Linked DNA regions of Homo sapiens: region 2 is linked to region 1. A link is an interaction called in ENCODE POLR2A ChIA-PET data of the cell type or tissue named here. Cell type or tissue: PC-9. All regions are shown on one strand.

What was found. ChIA-PET counts read pairs that join two places held together with the same protein. Peaks named below come from ENCODE experiments on the same cell type or tissue, not always from the same donor. Only the 100,000 strongest peaks of a DNase experiment are listed, where the experiment ranks them.
Region 2: POLR2A ChIA-PET joins it to region 1 with 5 read pairs; 1 of 35 experiments calls an interaction of 5 or more read pairs at or near these places.

The regions. Positions count from the first base shown.
Region 1 is chr17:2,783,761-2,788,760 of GRCh38, reverse strand. It overlaps a transcript of RAP1GAP2 not described here. Among named protein-coding and RNA genes, the nearest start is that of RAP1GAP2, 10 kb to the left of the region's middle. In PC-9, CTCF peaks have their summits at 2,104 and 2,304 (motif pointing left); a DNase peak (open chromatin) is centred at 2,300; H3K27me3 peaks cover 322 bases.
Region 2 is chr17:2,657,360-2,662,359 of GRCh38, reverse strand. All of the region lies in intron 2 of PAFAH1B1 (platelet activating factor acetylhydrolase 1b regulatory subunit 1), which reads right to left. Among named protein-coding and RNA genes, the nearest start is that of MIR6776, 33 kb to the left of the region's middle. RefSeq lists an enhancer at 2,816-3,317. In PC-9, no CTCF peak of the experiment used is centred here; a DNase peak (open chromatin) is centred at 2,819.

The DNA of each region.
Region 1 (5,000 bases):
TGAGAACCCGCCTTCTCCTGCCCTCAGCTATCAACGCTCCTCGTTCTTGTGCCTTAGGACTTGGACTAGAACATACCACCAGCTTTCCTGGATCCCCAGCTAATAGACGGCAAATCATGGGACTTCTCGGCCTCCAAAATTGCATTAACCTGATGGGGTGCAGTGGCTCATGCCTGGCTGGGGCTCAGTAATCCCAGCACTTTGGGAGGCCAAGGCAGGTGGATCACTTGAGGTCAGGAGTTCGAGACCAGTGTGATCAACATGGTGAAACCCACGTCTCTACTAAAAATACAAAAAAAAATCTGGGCATGGTGGCGGGCACCTGTAATCCCAGCTACTCAGGAGGCTGAGGCAGGAGAACTGCTTGAATCAGGGAGGTAGAGGTTGCAGTGAGCTGAGATTGTGCCACTGCACTCCTGCCTGGGCAACAGAGCCAGTCTCTATCTCAAAGCAAACAAACAAAAAAACCCCACAAAATTGCATGAACCAATCCCTCATAATAAATCTAAACACACACACACATACACACACACCCCTATATACATATGTATATATTTCCTATTAGTTCTATTTCTCTGCAAAGCCCTGACTAATACACTCTATCAAAATTGTTTAAGTGCACATACCCTTTATGCCAACAATTTTGTTTTTAGAAATTTATTGCACAGGTTAACTCATACCACTTGACAAGATCTATGTATACAGATGTTAATCATATCATTATAATAGCAAATTCAAAAAATAATCTAAATGATCATCAACTGAGGATTAACTACATTGCAGAATAAGCGTACAATGGAATACTATCTAGCCACTGAAAATAACGAGGTAGCACTTAATATATGTTAATATATGAAGATATGCTAAAAGTTCAAGTTTTAAAAAACAGGCACAGGCTGGGCGCGGTGGCTCATGCCTGTAATCCCAGTACTTTGGGAGGCCGAGGCGGGCAGATCACGAGGTCAGGAGATTGAAACCATCCTGGCCAACATGGTGAAACCCCATCTCTACTGAAAATACAAAAACTTAGCCAGGTGTGGCGGCATGCGCCTGTATTCCCAGCTACTCGGGAGGCTGAGGCAGGAGAATTGCGTGAACCTGGGAGAGGCAGCTTGCAGTGAGCTGAGATGGCGCCACTGCACTCCAGCCTGGGCGACAGAGCAAGACTCCATCTCAAAAAAAACAAAACAAAACAAAAAAACAGGCTCAGCGTGTGGTGACTCACACCTGTCATCCTAGCACTTTGGGAGGCCAAGGCAGGGGGATTGCTTGAGCCCAGGAGTTTGTGACCAGTCCCAGCAACATAGTAAGACCCCATCTGTACAAAAATTTTTTTAAATTAGCCAGGCATGGTGCTGTGCACCTGTATTCCCAGCTACCTAGAAGGCTGATGTGGAAGGATCACTTGAGCCCAGGAGGTTGGGGCTGCAGTAAAGACCACTGCACTCCAGTGTGGCCAAAAAGCAAGACTCTGTCTCGAAAAAAAAAAAGAAAAAAAAAAAAAAACCAAAGCTGGGCATGGTGGCTCACACCTGTAATCCCAGCACTTTGGAGGCCATGGTGGGGTGGATCACTTGAGGTCAGGAGTTCGAGACCAGCCTGGCCAACATGGTAAAACCCTGTCTCTACTAAAAACTACAAAACTAGCCAGGTATGGTGGCATGCGCCTATAACCCCAGCTATTTGGGAGGCTGGGGCAGGAGAATGGCTTGAACCCGGGAAGCGGAGGTTGCAGTGAGCAGAGATCGCGCCCCTGCGCACCAGCCTGGGGACAGAGCGAGACTCCATCTCAAAAAAAAAAAAAAAAAAAAAAAGGCTGGGAGCGATGGCTCACGCCTGTAATCCCAGCAGTTTGGGAAGCCAAGGTGGGTGGATCACTTGAGGTCAGGAGTTTGAGACCAGCCCTGCCAAGATGGTGAAACCCCGTCTCTACTAAACACTACAAAAATTAGCCGGGCATGGTGGCACCTGCCTGTAATCCCAGCTACTCAGGAGACTGGGGCAGGAGAGTCGCTTGAATCCGGGAGGCAGAGGGTGCAGTGAGCCCGAGACCACGCCACTGCACTCCAGCCTGGGCAACAGAGTGAGACTCCATCGCAAAACATTAAAAAAAAAAAAAATTGAAGAAAAAAAAAGAAAAGAAAGGCTTGGACCGTGGGGGCTGTCTGAAGGAGCTTCTCACTAAAGGAGAACACACAGCCAACTCTGCCCACACCCACCCAGCTGGGTCACTCCCGCCCTCCCCTGCTAAGGCGGGGCACCTGGCGCCTCCCAGGACCGGCCAGAAGGTGGGCGTTTGCGCCCTCTGCAGGCAAGCTTGGGTGGTGCGAGGAGGAAAGGGAGCGTCTTCCTGGGCTTGTTTCTAGGATGGCAGCCATGTTGCCCTCTGGCGGAAGGGGTTGAAGGGAGGGGGAAATCCTCCTCCTGCAAAAGATAAGCAACCACCACCTGGTGTCAGAACACACGGATTCCAGCCCCAGTCCTGACATTAAATGTAGCTGTGAGGAAACCACTTAAACTCCCTCTGCCTCAGGTTTTTCATCTGTAAAGAATAACTCCAGGCTGGGCGCGGTGGCTCACGCCTGTAATCCCAGCACTGTGGGAGGCCGAGGCGGACGGATCACCTGAGGTCAGGAGTTCGAGATCAGCCTGGCCAACATGGTGAAACCCCGTCTCTCCTAAAAATACAAAATTAGCCAGGCATGGTGGCACATGCCTGTAATCCCAGCTACGCAGGAGGCTGAGGCAGGAGAATCGCTTGAACCCGGGAGGTGGAGGTTGCGGTGAGCCGAGATCTGACCACTGCACTCCAGCCTGGGCAACAAGAGCAAATCTCTGTCTAAAAAAAAAAAAAAAAAAAAGTCATACTTTTTACTTCCTTTCATCTTTACCATACCACAGTCTCCCTCCTGGTAAGTAACTGGAGCCTCAGAGAGGTTAAGAGACTCGTCCAAGGTCACAGTGTAGCAGGACGAGCCACAGACAAAACTCCTCAGACACCGGATTAAAGAAGGAAGAGGTTTTTATTCGGCCGGGAGCATCGGCAGACTCGCGTCTTAAGAACCGAGCTTCCCGAAAAAGAAATTCTTGGCCTTTTTAAAGGCTTACAACTTAAAGGGGTCCACGTGAAAAGGTCGTGATACATCAAGCAAGCGTGGGAAATGTGACTGGGAGCTACATGCATCAGCTAACAGAACAAAAAGTTTCACAATGCTTTTTTCATACAGTGTCTGGAATTTACAGATAACAAAAGTAGTTTAGGTCAGGGGTTGATGTTATAATTATCACTTTTTTTAACTCCTAGGGCCGGGTGGTGGTGCCAAGGTTGTCTGGCTATTTATCTTACTTTTTTTTTTTTTCCAACTTTTTGCTTTTTCTCTCCTCCTATCTTGTGAACTAGGCAAGGTGGGGGCAGGAGGGCAGCAGGAGGAGCAGTGGTCTCCTTCCTTAACAGGGCTGGAAGGTGACAGAATTCAAACCCAGAGTCCCCCTTTGAGCCCTTCTGCCATTCCTTCAGGGAAGGCTCAGAGGAGAGCAGGCCCTAAATGAGGGCTGCGTTAGATGGGAGACACTGCCAGGCTGGGCTCGTGCAAACCCCCAGATTCTTCCTGGGCCCCCTGCCAACGCTCTGCTCAGGAGCAGCCCTAACCTGGGCCACAAGGAGCAAACCCTGAGATTCCTCCCTGAGGCCAGCAAGCGAGGCAGGGGGATGATGCCGCAGGGGGATGATGCCGCAGGCAGATGAACAGTGACTCAGGTGGAAGCAGGCGGCAGGGACAGGGAGAAGCGGAGAGCTCCCTCAGCTCAAACACAGCATGTTCAGGCCTCACCATCTTGATTTTTCCTGGATAAAGATGGGGGTCTGGTGGGGTTCATCCCAGCCCCAAGCCCAGAGCAATTCTGCCTGAGCCCCACCCTCATGGTATCTCCATCAGCAACATGTGTCCCAGGCCCCTTGAAGGGAGCAGGGCTGACCTGTAATGAGATAATAAACTGGGACAGAAAAGGCCTTTCCCATTCAAGTTCCCCCTTCTCTCATTACGGGCCCCACCCTCAGCAGGGCTCTGCACAGTAAGATGCCTCCTGGACTACATGAGAGTAGGCGGGGATCTGGGGACAGACCCAAGCCTCACCTGTGGCCAGGGGATCAGTGAGCAAAAGTGTAGCTGCTGCTAAAAGAATAAACTGCTGGCCGGGCGCGGTGGCTCACGCCTGTAATCCCAGCACTTTGGGATGCCGAGTCGGGCGGATCACTTGAGGTCAGGAGTTCAAGACCAGCCTGGCTAACATGGCAAGACCCTGTCTCTACTAAAAATACAAAAATTAGCCAGGTGTCATGGCAGGCACCTGTAGTCCCAGCTATTTGGGAGGCTGAGGCAGGAGAATCGCTTGAGTCCGGGAGATGGAGGTCGCAGTGAGCCGAGATCACGCCACTGTACTCCAGCCTGGGCGACAGAGCGAGACTCTGTCTCTAAATAAATAAAAATAGGCCAGGCGTGGTGGCTCACGCCTGTAATCCCAGCACTTTGGGAGGCCGAGGAGGACAGATCACAAGGTCAGGAATTCGAGACCATCCTGGCTAACACAGTGAAACCCTCGTCTCTACTAAAAATACAAAAAATTAGCCTGGCGTGGTGGCATGGACCTGTAGTCTCAGCTACTTGGGAGGCTGAGACAAGAGAATCACTTAAACCCGGGAGGTAGAGGTTGCAGTGAGCCGAGATTGCGCCACTGCATTCCACCCTGGGCAACAGAGCAAGACTCCATCTCAATAAATAAACAAATAAAATAAAAAGTGAAATAGCTTCCACCTGGCTCTCTTTCTGGGCATGCTTGTCCCTTAGCTCAGCCACCATGCTGGGAGGAAGCCCAATCTAGCATGTGGAGACAGCACATAGAGAGGCCCATGTGCAGAGGAACTGACCCAAAGCCAACAGCCAGCAAGAAACGCCAGACGTGTGAGCGACTAAGCCTTCAGATGGCTTCAGCCCCTAGACCTT
Region 2 (5,000 bases), 130 kb after region 1:
AATGGTTAAGAAAAATAAAAAAGAAAATGGTTAAAATCAAAACTGAGATGAAGGACTTTTATCCATGAGCAAACAGATCCTAAGCTAGACACAGCCTAGGCTTAAATATCAAACTATTACAAACATAACGAATGAAATTATTTTCTAAACTATTACAAGTTTATGAAAATGCCAGCATTCGATTTTAAGCACTTTAGCTGACTTCCTACATTCTTTTCATTTGTTTTTATCCCCTAGGGTAATTTCTGCAGCTGTAATACTAGTCATAACACCTCATCAATACCACCCATAAGATTTTTTTTTTTTTTTTTTTTTTTGAGATGGAGTCTCCTCCAGGCTGGAGCGCAATGGCGCAAGCTCGGCTCACTGCAACCTCCGCCTCCTGGGTTCAAGCAATTCTCCTGCCTCAGCCTCCTGAGTAGCTGGGATTATAGGCACCCACCACCACGCCCAGCTAATTTTTTGTATTTTTTTGTAGAGATGGGGTTTCATCACGTCAGCCTCCCAGAGTGCTGGGATTACAGACATGAGCCACCACGCCTGGCCAATAATAGTATTTTACAAACTGTATACTCTAGCATTCTAAGAATGAAAAAGTTCTAAGAGTTCCGTAACCATTTTAATTTCATTGCTCATATGAAGAAAAAACAAGGTTAAGTCAAAGGCTGATGAACTGAGATGTTTTCTTACTAGACCCATTTAAAGAGATACACTAATAGCCAGGACAATCCTAAGCAAAAAGAACAAAGCTGGAGGCATCACACGTACTACCTGACTTCAAACTATACTACAAGGCTACAGTAACCAAAACAGCATGCTACTGGTACCAAAACAGACACACAGACCAAGGGAACAGAACAGAGACCTCAGAAATAACACCACATATCTACAAACATCTGATCTTCAACAAACCTGACAAAAACAAGCAATGGGGAAAGGATTCCTTAATTAATAAATGGTGCTCAAAAAACTGGTTAGCCATATGCAGAAAACTGAAACTGGACCCCTTCCTTACACCTTATACAAAAAATAAGTCAAGATGGATTAAAGACTTACATGTAAAACCCAAAACCATAAAAATCCTAGAAGAAAACCTAGGCAATACCATTCAGGCATGGGCAAAGATTTCTTGATGAAAATGCCAAAAGCAACTGCATCAAAAGCTAAAATTGACAAGTGGGATCTAATTAAACTCAAGAGTTTCTGCACAGCAAAATAAACTATCATCAGAGTGAACATGCAACCTACAGAACGGGAAAAAAAAACCATCAAAAAGTGGGCAAAGGATATGAACAGACACTTCTCAAAAGAAGACATTTATGTGGCCAAAAAACATATGAAAAAAAGCTCAACATCACTGATCATTAGAGAAATGCAAATCAAAACCACAATGAGATACTATCTCACACCAGTCAGAATGGCGATTATTATAAAGTCAAGAAACGAAAGATGCTGGCAAGGCTGTGGAGAAATAGGAATGCTTTTACACGATTGGTGGGAATATAAATTAGTTCAACCATCATGGAAGATAGTGTGGTGATTCCTCAAGAATCTAGAAGCAGAAATACCATTTGACCCAGCAATCCCATTACTGGGTATATACCCAAAGGAATATAAATCATTTTGCTATAAAGACACATGCACACATGTTTACTGCAGCACTATTTACAACAGCAAAGACATGGAACCAACCCAAATGCCTATCAATGACAGACTGGATAAAGAAAATGTGGTACACATACACCATGGAATACTATGCAGCCATAAAAAGGAATGAGATCATGTCCTTTGTGGCGACATGGATGAAGCTAGAAGCCACCATCCTCAGCAGACTAACACAGGAACAGAAAACCAAGCACCGCATGCTCTCACGCATAACTGGGAGTTGAACAATGAGAACACATGGACCACAGGGAGGGGAACAACACACACCCGGGCCTGTTGGTGGGGGTGGGGGTTGAGGGGAGGGAGAGCATCAGGACAAATAGCTAATGCGTGTGGAGCTTAAAACCTAGGTGATGACTTGATAGGTGCAGCAAACCACCATGGCACACATTTACCTATGTAACAAACCTGCACATTCTGCACATGTATCCCGGAACTTAAAGTAAAATAAAAATTAAAAAAAAAAAAAGATACACTGAAAAGGCTAAGCTTGCATATTCAGGGCAGCAATGGAGATAACATGCATTCCTCTAAAAGGTCCAGGGGCCCAACAAATCTGAGATGTCTGCAGGGCTGTTGAAGGCTCTGGGAAGGTAACACAAAAGACCAGGCAGTATCAAGCATGACACCACCAGAAGCACACATGGAGTCATCCTTAGTACCCTCCTCCAAAAGACATCTCTCACACCACCCCGGGCTATACTGTTTTAGATAACAAGATGAAACTATATAGTCTTGGGAGAGAATGTGATTAAAATTTATTTCCAGGGCAGAGATATACAGGGGATCATTCCCTAAGCTGCAGCCACAGGATATCAATCAAGTCTCAAACAGGTAACAAGGCTTCCTAATTTTTTTTTGAAACGGAGTCTCACTCTGTCACCCAGGCTGGAGTGCAGTGGCATGATCTCGGCTCACTGAAGCCTGTTTCCTGAGTTCAAGTGATTCTCATGCCTCAGCCTCCTGAGTAGCTGGGATTACAGGTGAGCACCACCATGCCCAGCTAATTTTTTTTTTAATATTTTTAGTGGAGACGGGGTTTCACTGTGTTGGCTAGGCTGGTCTCAAACTCCTGGCCTCATGTGACCTGACTGCCTTGGCCTCCCAGTGCTGGGATTACAGTCATCAGCCACCACGCCCAGCCAAGGCTTCCTTTTTTTTTTTTTTTTTTTTTGGCGAGGCAGTCTCACTCTGTCGCCAGGCTGGAATGCAGTGGCACAATCTCAGCTCACCACAACCTCACGATTCTCCTGGCTCAGCCTCCCGAGTAGCTGGGACTACAGGCGTGTGCCACCATGCCCAGCTAATTTTTGCATTTTTAGCAGAGACGGGGTTTCACCATATTGGCAAGGATGGTCTCGATCTCTTGACCTTGTGATCCGCCCGCCTTGGCCTCCCAAAGTGCTGGGATAACAGGCGTGGGCCACTGTACCTGGCCTTTTTTTTTTTGAAACGGAGTCTTATTCTGTCATCCAGGCTGCAGTGTGGCAATCTCGGCTCACTGCAACCTCCCCCTCCTGGGTTCAAGCGATTCTCCTGCCTCAGCCTCCTGAGAAGCTGAGACTACAGGCACGTGCCATTAGGCCCAGCTAATTTTTGTATTTTTAGTAGAGACGGGGTTTTGCCATGTTGGCCAGGGTGGTCTTGAATTCATGATCTCAAGTGATTCGTCCACCTTGGCCCAAAGTGCTGGGATTACAGGTGTGAGCCACTGTGTCCAGCCAAGACTTCCTAAACTTTTATGCTACAATACCCTACTGACTCTTCAGGGAAAGGGCAGCACAGATGTGATGAGTTCCTGGCCATAGGTCTTATACTTCTCCAACCTCACGTACCCTAAGAAATCTGTCTGACAAATTGATTGCCATTACCATCCTTCACCATCACATTCTAAGATAACTACTTCCAAAAGGTAGTTCAGGATTTAACTACTACCAGTCTTAGGACAAGTACAAGTTCAGCAAGAGGTTATAATGAGACCTTATCCATGGCAGAGACAAAGTGAAGAAGAATGTAATTCAGGCAATGCAGGGTGAGTGGACCTTTATCTTCCCCATCAAGCAAAAAGAACCCTGTACCCAGTATACTAGCCTGCTCGATTCCATTTCTTTTCATCAGACGGCTGGGTCTCAGATGACATCCTGATATACCCTCCAGCCCACAGTTGCAACAAAAGCCAAAAATGATCTACCAGTTAAGTATATCACACTGCACTTTTTAAAAAGCAAAACCAAATAAATAAACAAAAAATATGCATTACTGTTCATTCTCGTATTTCGATTAAATTTCTTGAGTAATGGAAACACAAAACAGAGGGCAGTCACTAAACAGTTGTTTTCAGCCTCCACCCTTATTTATCTGTGTTTCCCTCTTTACCCTTTTAACCTGTTAAGAAAAATAACATTACTGAAAACTAAAATACTTAAAGGTCTAAGAGAGAAAGGGGGTTGGGGGAGAGGGAGAGAGAATGTCACACTAACCCAGCTGAACTCCTAATTATGTTGTTTTAAAGTTACTATATTATTGACTGACACTTAGAAAAAAACTGCATGGCCTGCTACAGGCCAGAGGTCAGCTACGTTTCCAGAGAGGAGGAGATTTTGCCTTAGTTGTTCAGCATAATTTACAACTGTGAGATCCACTCAGGATATATTCCTATAAAAATATTTTGCATTATTTCAAAAACTCATAAGGCAAAGTCAGGTTGTACAATAGGAAAGATACACAATACAACTGTCATGTATTGAATAGTTTGAAACATTTATATTTTTAAAATGTAAAGCAAAATTTCACTATAAAACATGTAAAGAAAAAAGGAAAGAGGAAGAAGGGATGAGTGCTTGTTATTTCCAGTTTTATACCAAGGAATATAAAAGAAGGTTAAGTTATATATGGTCCCTTGCCTCCTAGGATCTTGTAAACCTATCTGAGGAGCAAAATAAAAGCTACTGAAGTCTATGAAATTTAATTCAAAGACGAGAGAAATGAGACTGAATGGAAGAATCTTTTTATAAAGGCGAGATGCGAGGACTTAAAGGAAATAGTAAGTATTACCTAGGCAGGGAGCTGAGCTGGACCAAGTGAATCAGAATGGTACATTATGGAGATCTCAATGTTTACCTAAAAACATCTGATCAAATTCAACATTCTTGGCCAGGCGTGGTAGCTCACGCCTGTAATCCCACCACTTTGGGAGACTGAGGTGGGTGGATCACTTGAGGTCAGGAGTTTGAGACCAGCCTGGCCAACATGGTGAAACCTCAGCTCTACTAAAAATACAATATTAGCCGGGCACGGCGGTGGACACCTGTAATCCCAGCTACTTGGGAGGCTGA